Regions from separate parts of the Homo sapiens genome. Here region 2 is linked to region 1. The links are chromatin contacts, found by Hi-C in ENCODE. All regions are on one chromosome and are shown on one strand. Each heading gives the region's core, a stretch centred on a gene start or an enhancer-like site at or near the end of the contact. The rest is flanking DNA. Distances are from core to core; before and after follow the strand shown. Region 1 overlaps SMPD3 (sphingomyelin phosphodiesterase 3). Region 2 overlaps CDH1 (cadherin 1).

Region 1 (3,873 bases), core at 176-2,675:
GAGGTCTCCGCCTTCTTCCCCGCCAACCTGGACTTCCTGTGCCTGCAGGAGGTGTTTGACAAGCGAGCAGCCACCAAATTGAAAGAGCAGCTGCACGGCTACTTCGAGTACATCCTGTACGACGTCGGGGTCTACGGCTGCCAGGGCTGCTGCAGCTTCAAGTGTCTCAACAGCGGCCTCCTCTTTGCCAGCCGCTACCCCATCATGGACGTGGCCTATCACTGTTACCCCAACAAGTGTAACGACGATGCCCTGGCCTCTAAGGGAGCTCTGTTTCTCAAGGTAGGAGACCTCGGCCCAGCCTGAGGACCACGTGCCAGCTGGTCCTAGAGCCATGTAGGCAGGGGGGCTGCAGCGGGGAGTCCTCATCGTCATGGGGGCTGGAGTGGGAGGTTGGAGTGGGAGGCAGACGCGGTCTTTCCTGGAGCCAAACAGCAGGGCCCTGGCTCGGGGACAGGGTCAAGACCAATGCAGGGATGAGCACCGAGGCTCTGGGCTCAGACAGACCCATCTGGGTGATCTGGGCCCGTTCCTCAGATCTCTGAGCCACCATTTCCCCAACTGTAAAGTGGAGAGAGGGTGGGAGTGGAACAGAGCAGTAAGGCCTGGGAAGGGTTCCGAGCTGGCGCAAGAGTGGCGGTGGTAGCCGTGGAGATGGTGGCAGTGATAAAGTGAGGAAGAACAGGAGGTAGGGGCCCTGTCGGTTCATAACGAGGCAGAGAGACCAGCCCAGACCAAGCGCATCAGGCAAGCAGACGGGACCCTCAGGTCTCCAGGCCGTGACACCGCCTGGCTCACTGAGGCCACTAGCTTCCCTGGCCTGGACACCCCTCCCTCCTGGCTGTCGTGCAGCTGCCCTGCCAGGCTGTCTGCCCACCAGCCATGGTTTCGCTTCCATAGTCACTAATTAAAGTGAATCATAATTATTTCTGCTAATTTGGATTCGATTGGAGGAGTTTTTAGGCTGTGGTAATTTGGTCATTACACATTATCTTCTACTGCGCCTGAGATGCTCAGAGTGTCGACTTTTGTTCTCTATCCAAAAGCCGCTCATGGTGCTTCCACGGTTTTCTGAAGTGTCATTTGGCCAGTGGATGCAGCACAGGGCTTTCTGCCCTGAGAGGCAGCAGCTGTTTCAGATGTGGGTTCTGTCCCTTTAGGGTGAGACATGAAAAAGTGGTGGCTTTGCAGGGAGGGCTGCGGTTCAGAGGCCTGCCTAGGGCAGGTTTCCTCACTTCCCAGTTCGCCTTCAGAAGCAACCACACTCCGCCTGCCCAGGGAAACACTGGTGCGCAACCTGGCGCCTGCCATGAGTGGCAGAGCTTGTCTTCAAGCCCTATGGGAGCCAGGGCAGGCAGCAAGGGCCCTGGCCCCCACTTCTGGTTCGTCCATGGCTCTTGTGTGGCTCTGCCAGGCCCAGAGTTTGGGTCCTCTGCTCTTCATTCACAGCAAGGGATGCTGAAATTGAAGCAACTCCTGACAGATAGATCCAACCTTCCCATTTTGGCATATGGTCCGTTGGTGTTCTGTTCCCTGGATATATTTTTGTCTCGACAGCTAGAGTGACTTTCTGGGGAGGAAGGGGATGTGTTGCCAGGTCCAGGGTGGGAGGATGTGCCCCTTACTCCCACCCCTCACTCCCACCCTACTACAGGTGGCTCAGAGGCCGGGCCCTCCCCCGCCCCCTACCCCAGCCCACTTCTGCACAGATCAATCCACACATCCTGTCCCCACCTCCCTCCTCTGTGGGGCACCCTCACTGTTCCCACTGAGCTCAACAGTGTCTGCCTGGGACAGCCCCTCCTCCCAGGTTCTGTCCTGAAAGTTCTTTTCATCTTCCTCTACCTCCTGGGTCTCAAACTGTAACCTGATCTATGACATTCAAAAATTTTTTGTATTGACCAATTTTTTTTTTTTTTTTTTGAGACGGAGTTTCACTCTTGTTGTCCAGGCTGGAGTGCAGTGGCACGATCTCGGCTCACCACAACCTCTGCCTCCCGGGTTCAAGCAATTCTCCTGCCATGGCCTCCCAAGTAGCTGGGATTACAGACATGCACCACCACGCCTGGCTAATTTTTTATTTTTAGTAGAGACGGAGTTTCACCGTGTTGGTCAGGGTGATCTCAAACTCCCGACCTCAGGTGATCTGCCCACCTCGGCCTCCCAAAGTGCTGGAATTACAGGCGTGAGCCACCATACCCAGCCTTGACCAATATGTTAAAATCAAGATATTTCACAGAAAACCCGGTTTGCAGGTTCTCTCAGCAGCCCCAGGCCTGCCACATTCCGTACCCCACGCGGCTGCAGTGAGCTGGAGCCGTGGTTGGCTGCCCCGCAGTGGGGTTTCCCAGCAACCATCATGACACCTGCCTGGGAGTGAGACTCTGCAGCTTCCATTTCTGCCCTTTCTGAGGCCCCTCTGCTTTGTCCTGGCCCAGACCTCTCCCCCCAGCCCTACATCTGGCTGCCTCCAGGACACATCCCCATTCACTCGCAAACCAGACTCAGCCTCTGCCCCGGGCTGCTCCTCTTCTGTGTTCTGCCATCCTGAAGCCAGAAGGACCACCTTGGCTGCTCTGTCCTGTGCCCGACCCATCCATTCCAGGCCCCTAGCTCACTTTCCAGATGGCCCTGGGTGCACCCCACATCTCCAGCTCCCTTGGCCCAGGCCCCCTCCTCTGCATCAGCCCTGCTGTGGTTTCAGCCACCCTCCTCGTCTGAGGCCAGGTGTGACTCCTCTTATGCCCTCCACTGCCTCAGGAAGTCTGAACGTCACCTTGTACCACCTCCCGCCCCCCTGCCCCCGCCACCCTTAGCTCCAGCTCTGCCCCAGCCACAACCCCGATGAGGGGCTCCTGTACCCCTGGCCCCTGCTTGTCTTGGTCCCACACTGGGTGTGGCCACACCACCTCATGGAGCTCCCTCAGCGGCCAGCCACACAATCCTCTCTTCCCTTCATGGGCTCCTCTGCCCTCGTGCCCAGGGTCTTGTCTGTCCATCAGACAGAGCACCAGGACAGCAGAGCTGTGGTGTGCCCAGCACACGCGGATCCCAGCGCGGAGAAGTGAAGTACGTGGGGCTGCCTTGGGGACAGGCCCAGCCGGAGAGGGGCCGGGACGCTGGAGGGACTCGCTGCAGAAATCAGCGGTCCCCTCCTTCCCGGAAGGCCCTCATGGTTTCCCGTATGGGACTTCAGAGCCTTCAGGGAAATGTGGCTCTGTGAAGGAAGGGACTGGAATCCCTTTTTCCTCACCTACAATAGAGCCTTATTCTGGACACCTCTTCCGTTGACAGTCTTTGCCCGCCAGGACTCAAAGGCACAGCCTTTCGTGTGATTGCTTGTTTTTGCAAGAGAAACACAAGGCTCTGCGGCTCCCAAGGCCACGAGCCAGGAATCAATGAGGCCCAGCAAATAATCAAGTGGATCTTGGTGAGATCACACGGCAGATGAGGAGGGAGAAGCGGGGCGGGAGGGAGCAGGACCTCGTCACTCCTCCGGCCAGTGGGTTCTTGTCGTGCAGGGCCCAGTCTGAGGCCTCCCTGCGAGTGTCCAACCCTGTCCGGGACACAGCGCGGGGCAGGTGACACCAAGTGTTGGATGAGTGAGAGGCTGACGCCTTAAGACCAACAAACAGGCGGCCGGGGAGAAACCGCAAAGACACCAGCCCCTCAGAAAGCAGCGCAGAGCAGCGCACAGCAGCGCACGACAAACAGATCCGACTGGAAGCTGCCTCTTAGACCATGTGAGCCTGTGACCCCGGCCCACAACTCAACTTCTGGCCTCAGTGTGTTCAACGGTAAAAGCAGCATCACTTTATCATGTGCCTGAGCCGTTGTAAGGACCCAGAAAAGTAATGTCCATGCGTCGCCACC
Region 2 (4,188 bases), core at 1,391-3,890, 410 kb before region 1:
CGGGCATGGTGTTGCATGCCTGTTATCCCCGCACTTTGGGAGGCCAAGGGGGATGGATTGCTTGAGCTCAGGAGTTCGACACCAACCTGGGCAACATGGCAAGACCCCATCTCTAAAAAAAGAAAAAATTAGCCAGGTGTAGTGGCATGCTCCTGTAGTCCCAATTACTGGGCAGGCTGAGGTGGAGTTAATTGCTTGAGCCCAGGAGGTCAAGGCTGCAACTAGCCGTGATCACACCATTGCACACCAGCCTGGATGACAGAGTGAGACCCTAACTCTAAAAAGGAAGGAAAAAGTAAAAGACATACTGAGGGGTTAAAATGAGTGCTGCGGGTGTGTGGAGGAGGGTGGAGAATGAAGCGGAGGCAACTGAGGCCACAATGCCTAATTGTTTCCAATACCCCCACCCTCAACTCAAACCCTCTGACCTGCAGATAAATAATGTCAGGCCTCCTGTGTGAGTGCTTTGAGTGCTGCGAATTACAAAATACAAAGCACAGCTGAGGAGTGGGGACAGGGTGGTCAAAAGGTGAGAGGAGAACATGGAGACAGAACGGCTTGTCAGCCGACACTTTTTTCCCCACAGACTCAATTCATCTCTGGACTCCTGGACCATTGCAGTAGCTCCTTAATCTTCCCAATTCTGGCCCAGGTTGCTACGGCGTCTTCTCTACACAGTAGCCGCATTGAGCTTGCTACAACCTCGGTCAGGCCATGACAAGCCTCTGCTCTATGCAGAGCCCTCCAGAGACTCACTTTTCCCAGAATAAAAGCCCAGCTCTCTACAGTGAGGCCTCAGCTACTTCTGACTTTGTCACCAACTACCCTCATGTCACTTGCTCTGCTCAGCCAACACCCTGGAGGTAACTGTGGGCATGAAATCACGAGAATGAGGTGCAGTACTAGCCAGCTTTGAAGACGCATGAAGTTATGGGAGCGCCACTCCTGATTCATCAGCACTGTTCTCCTGGGGTTGACTCCAAGGCCCTTTAGCCAAAAACATACAATAAGGTAGTAAACGCTGTAGAGAAAACAATAGAACAGGTGCTGGGCATGGTGGCCGAAGCCCGTAATCCCAAGCACTTTGGGAGGTCGAGATGGGTAGATCACTTGAAATCAGCCTGGCCAACATGGCGAAACCCTATCTCTACTAAAAATACAAAAATTAGCCAGGTGTGGTGGTGCACACCTGTAATCCCAGCTACTTGGGAGGCTGAGGCAGGAGAGAATCACTTGAACCCAGGAGGTACAGGTTGCAGTGAGCCAAAATCATGCCACTGCACTCCAACCTGGGTGACAAAGGGAGACTCTGTCTCAAAATAAATAAACAAAAAATAATAAAATAAAATAAACAGGGAGGAAGGATAAGGAGGGAGTGCTGGAGGCAGTGGTGTGCCATGTCAAAGGCAATGAAGGTGACTTAGAGCAAAGGCAGTTTTAGCTGAGACCTAAGACTTGCTGGAAGGGAGGGAAGGAGGGAGGAAGGGAGCCACACGGTCCCCTTTGGAAGGACATTTCAGGCAGAGGGAAAAGCAAACACAACTTGGTTGGAAGCCAATCCAGGGTGGTGGCTGAGTAGAGCGAGTGACACAAGGGTAGTCAGTGACAAAGTCAGACGTAGCTGGAGCCTCATTGTAGAGAGCCGGGCTTTTATTCTGGGAGAAGTAAGGAGTGTCTTGGAGTTATCTGCAGATGAGAGGGTTTCAGCTGGGGATGGGGGGATTGGAAACAGCCAGACACTGTGGCCTCAGTTGCCTCCCTTTCATTCTCCAGCCTCCCTCCAACACCCCCAGCACTCATCTGTTGCCAGGCTGGAGTGCAGTGGTGTGATCTTGGCTCACTGTCACCTCCACCTCCCAGGTTCACGCAATTCTTCTCAGCCTCCCGAGTAGCTGGGACTACAGGCATGTGCCACCATGCCCAATTAATTTTTGTATTTTTAGTAGAGACGAGGTTTCATCATGTTGGCCAGGATGGTCTCGATCTCTTGACTTTGTGATCCTCCTGCCTGCTCGGCCTCCCAAAGTGCTGGGATTACAGGTGTGAGCCATCGTGCCCGGCCAACCCCTCAGTTACTGACCCTATCAGAAGCACCATGCAGAATTGCAGTTAATCTTCACAACAGCCTAGAAGGTAGGTACCGTGTTACTCCCATTTCACAGGTGAATAAAGCAATACTCACAGTGGTAAGGGATTTGCCCAAGGCCACGTAGCTATAACAGCACACAGCAGAGCTGGGAATTGAACTCAGGCCTGCCGGACCCCAAAGCCCATCACCTTAACTTCCACCTAGCCCTGCCTCCCTGGAGGATGTGCCTCTTTGCCCCTCTGTGCAGGGAGTAAAGAGGCAGAGAGAGGCAAAGTCACCAAAGGAGGGTGGCAGCTTACAGATGGGAGCAGTTTTCCCAGGACAAGCCACTGGGGCATCTCAGTCAAGCCCGCACTGCAGGTGGAAGGCTAAAAGTGCTGATGAGGCAGGCGGTGTTGATGTCTGACCAGGCCCATTTAGAGCAGGCCTTCAGGGATTTCAGCAGCACAGGAACTGGCTCTGAGCACTGTAAATAAGTTGACTCAACACCTTGGCAGGTGATAGGGCTTTTTGGCCCTGACAAAACCTGAAAGGCCACCTGGCTGTTCCCAAAGGCCTTAATTTGCTTAAATAATGGCAAAACCTCTGGTGTGAATTCCCAGAGAACTTCCTGCCTTCTGACATGAGAGGGCACACACCAAGGGAGCCAGGAAGAGAAAAACCTCTCTCCCCCTCAATCAATTCCATAGGAAAACTGCTTATTAACTAAATCAGGAGGCAGAGGCTTGCCGTTCATACCAGCGTTAAATACTCTTTCCCTTCTCATTGTGACTGCACCGTTTCTGCTGACAGGGCAGGAGTTCAGACCAGTCAGGCTACTGCTTTCTCTTTTAAACACCCTTTTAAGCCATTAGCTTAGGCTCATCTGGAAAACCGGCCTGCCTGCCTGCCTTCTGATTACACACACAATATATTCAGCTTATCTCAGGTGTCCATTTCCTTCAGCAGGTAGGGAGCTGTGGTTTCCCAGAAGCATTTCTGTTTCTGGGAAGGCTGCAAACCAAGGCTCTACACATAGGGCAGGACCACGTGGAATCACTGGGGCTCACAATTGTTTACTAAAAGCTCAGGACTGGAGCTCTACTTACTAATCTGAACAAGAGCTGTTTCACTAATGATGATTTGTTCCCTGTTGGCATTTCAAAAAATATTGAGATATCATTAACACAACACAAAATTCACCAATTTAAAGTGTACAATTGGTCGGGCACGGTGGCTCACACCTGTAATCCCAGCATTTTGGGAGGCCAAGGCAGGCGGATCACAAGGTCAGGAATTCGAGACCAGCCTGGCCAATATGGTGAAACCCCGTCTGTACTAAAAATACAAAAATTAGCTGGACATGGTGGCAGGTGCCTGTAGCCCCAACTACTTGGGAAGCTAAGGCAGGAGAATTGCTTGAACCCGGGAGGTGGAGGTTGCAGGGGACTGAGATTGCACCACTGCACTCCAGCCTGGGCAACAGAGCGAGATTCCGTCTCAAAAATAAATAAATAAATAAAGTGTCCAATTTCTGGCCAGGCATGGTGGCTCATGCCTGTAATCCTAGCACTTTGGAAGGCCAAGGCAGGTGGATCACCTGAGGTCAGGAGTTTGAGACCAGTCTGGCCAACATGGCAAAACCCCATCTCTACTAAAAATACAAAAGTTAGCTGGGCGTGGTGGTGTGCGCCTGTAGTCCCTGCTACTTGGGAGGCTGAGGCAGGAGAATCGCTTGAACCTGGGAGGCAAAGGTTGCAGTGAGCTGAAATTGTGCCACTGCACTCCAGCCTGGGCAACAGAGTGAGACCCCATCTCAAAAATAATGATAAAAATAAAAAATTTAAAAATACAAAAATTAGCCAGGTGTGGTGGTGCATGCCTATAGTCAAGCCACTCAGGAGGCTGAGATGGGAGGATGGCTTGAGCCTGGGAGGTCGAGGCTGCAATAAGCCGTGGTTGCACCACCACTGCACTCCAGCTTGGGTGACAGAATCAGACCCCCTTCTCAAAAAAAAAAAAAAAAAAAAAAAGGAAACATTACCTTTTCTAGAACACTACCACCCCACAAACACTGCTTTTGAAGGCAGTCTTGGCTAAAGCCTTTGGTGGCAGAGATA

Evidence for each region. Hi-C counts contacts between places; a loop is a spot of excess contacts on that map. Pooled maps may share reads with other maps.
Region 2: a pooled map shows a loop between it and region 1 (3-fold over the local background). The contact joins two enhancer-like sites. A Hi-C loop is called at or near these places in 2 of 37 single-sample maps with no recorded cell type and 2 of 50 pooled maps.

What each region holds. Positions count from the first base shown.
Region 1 is chr16:68,367,268-68,371,140 of GRCh38, reverse strand. SMPD3 (sphingomyelin phosphodiesterase 3) reads left to right here. Exons shown (of 9, transcript NM_018667.4): 3 at 1-282. Among named protein-coding and RNA genes, the nearest start is that of PRMT7, 58 kb to the right of the region's middle. RefSeq lists enhancers at 1,266-1,455, 2,420-2,619, 3,046-3,598, 3,599-3,873. Within about 2 kb of position 1,425, at least 2 of the 41 ENCODE cell types and tissues checked have a DNase peak (open chromatin) inside an H3K27ac peak, as active enhancers do.
Region 2 is chr16:68,777,448-68,781,635 of GRCh38, reverse strand. All of the region lies in intron 2 of CDH1 (cadherin 1), which reads right to left. Among named protein-coding and RNA genes, the nearest start is that of CDH1, 42 kb to the right of the region's middle. RefSeq lists cis regulatory regions at 539, 1,223 and enhancers at 467-611, 1,151-1,295, 1,297-1,898, 1,899-2,502. Within about 2 kb of position 2,640, at least 11 of the 41 ENCODE cell types and tissues checked have a DNase peak (open chromatin) inside an H3K27ac peak, as active enhancers do.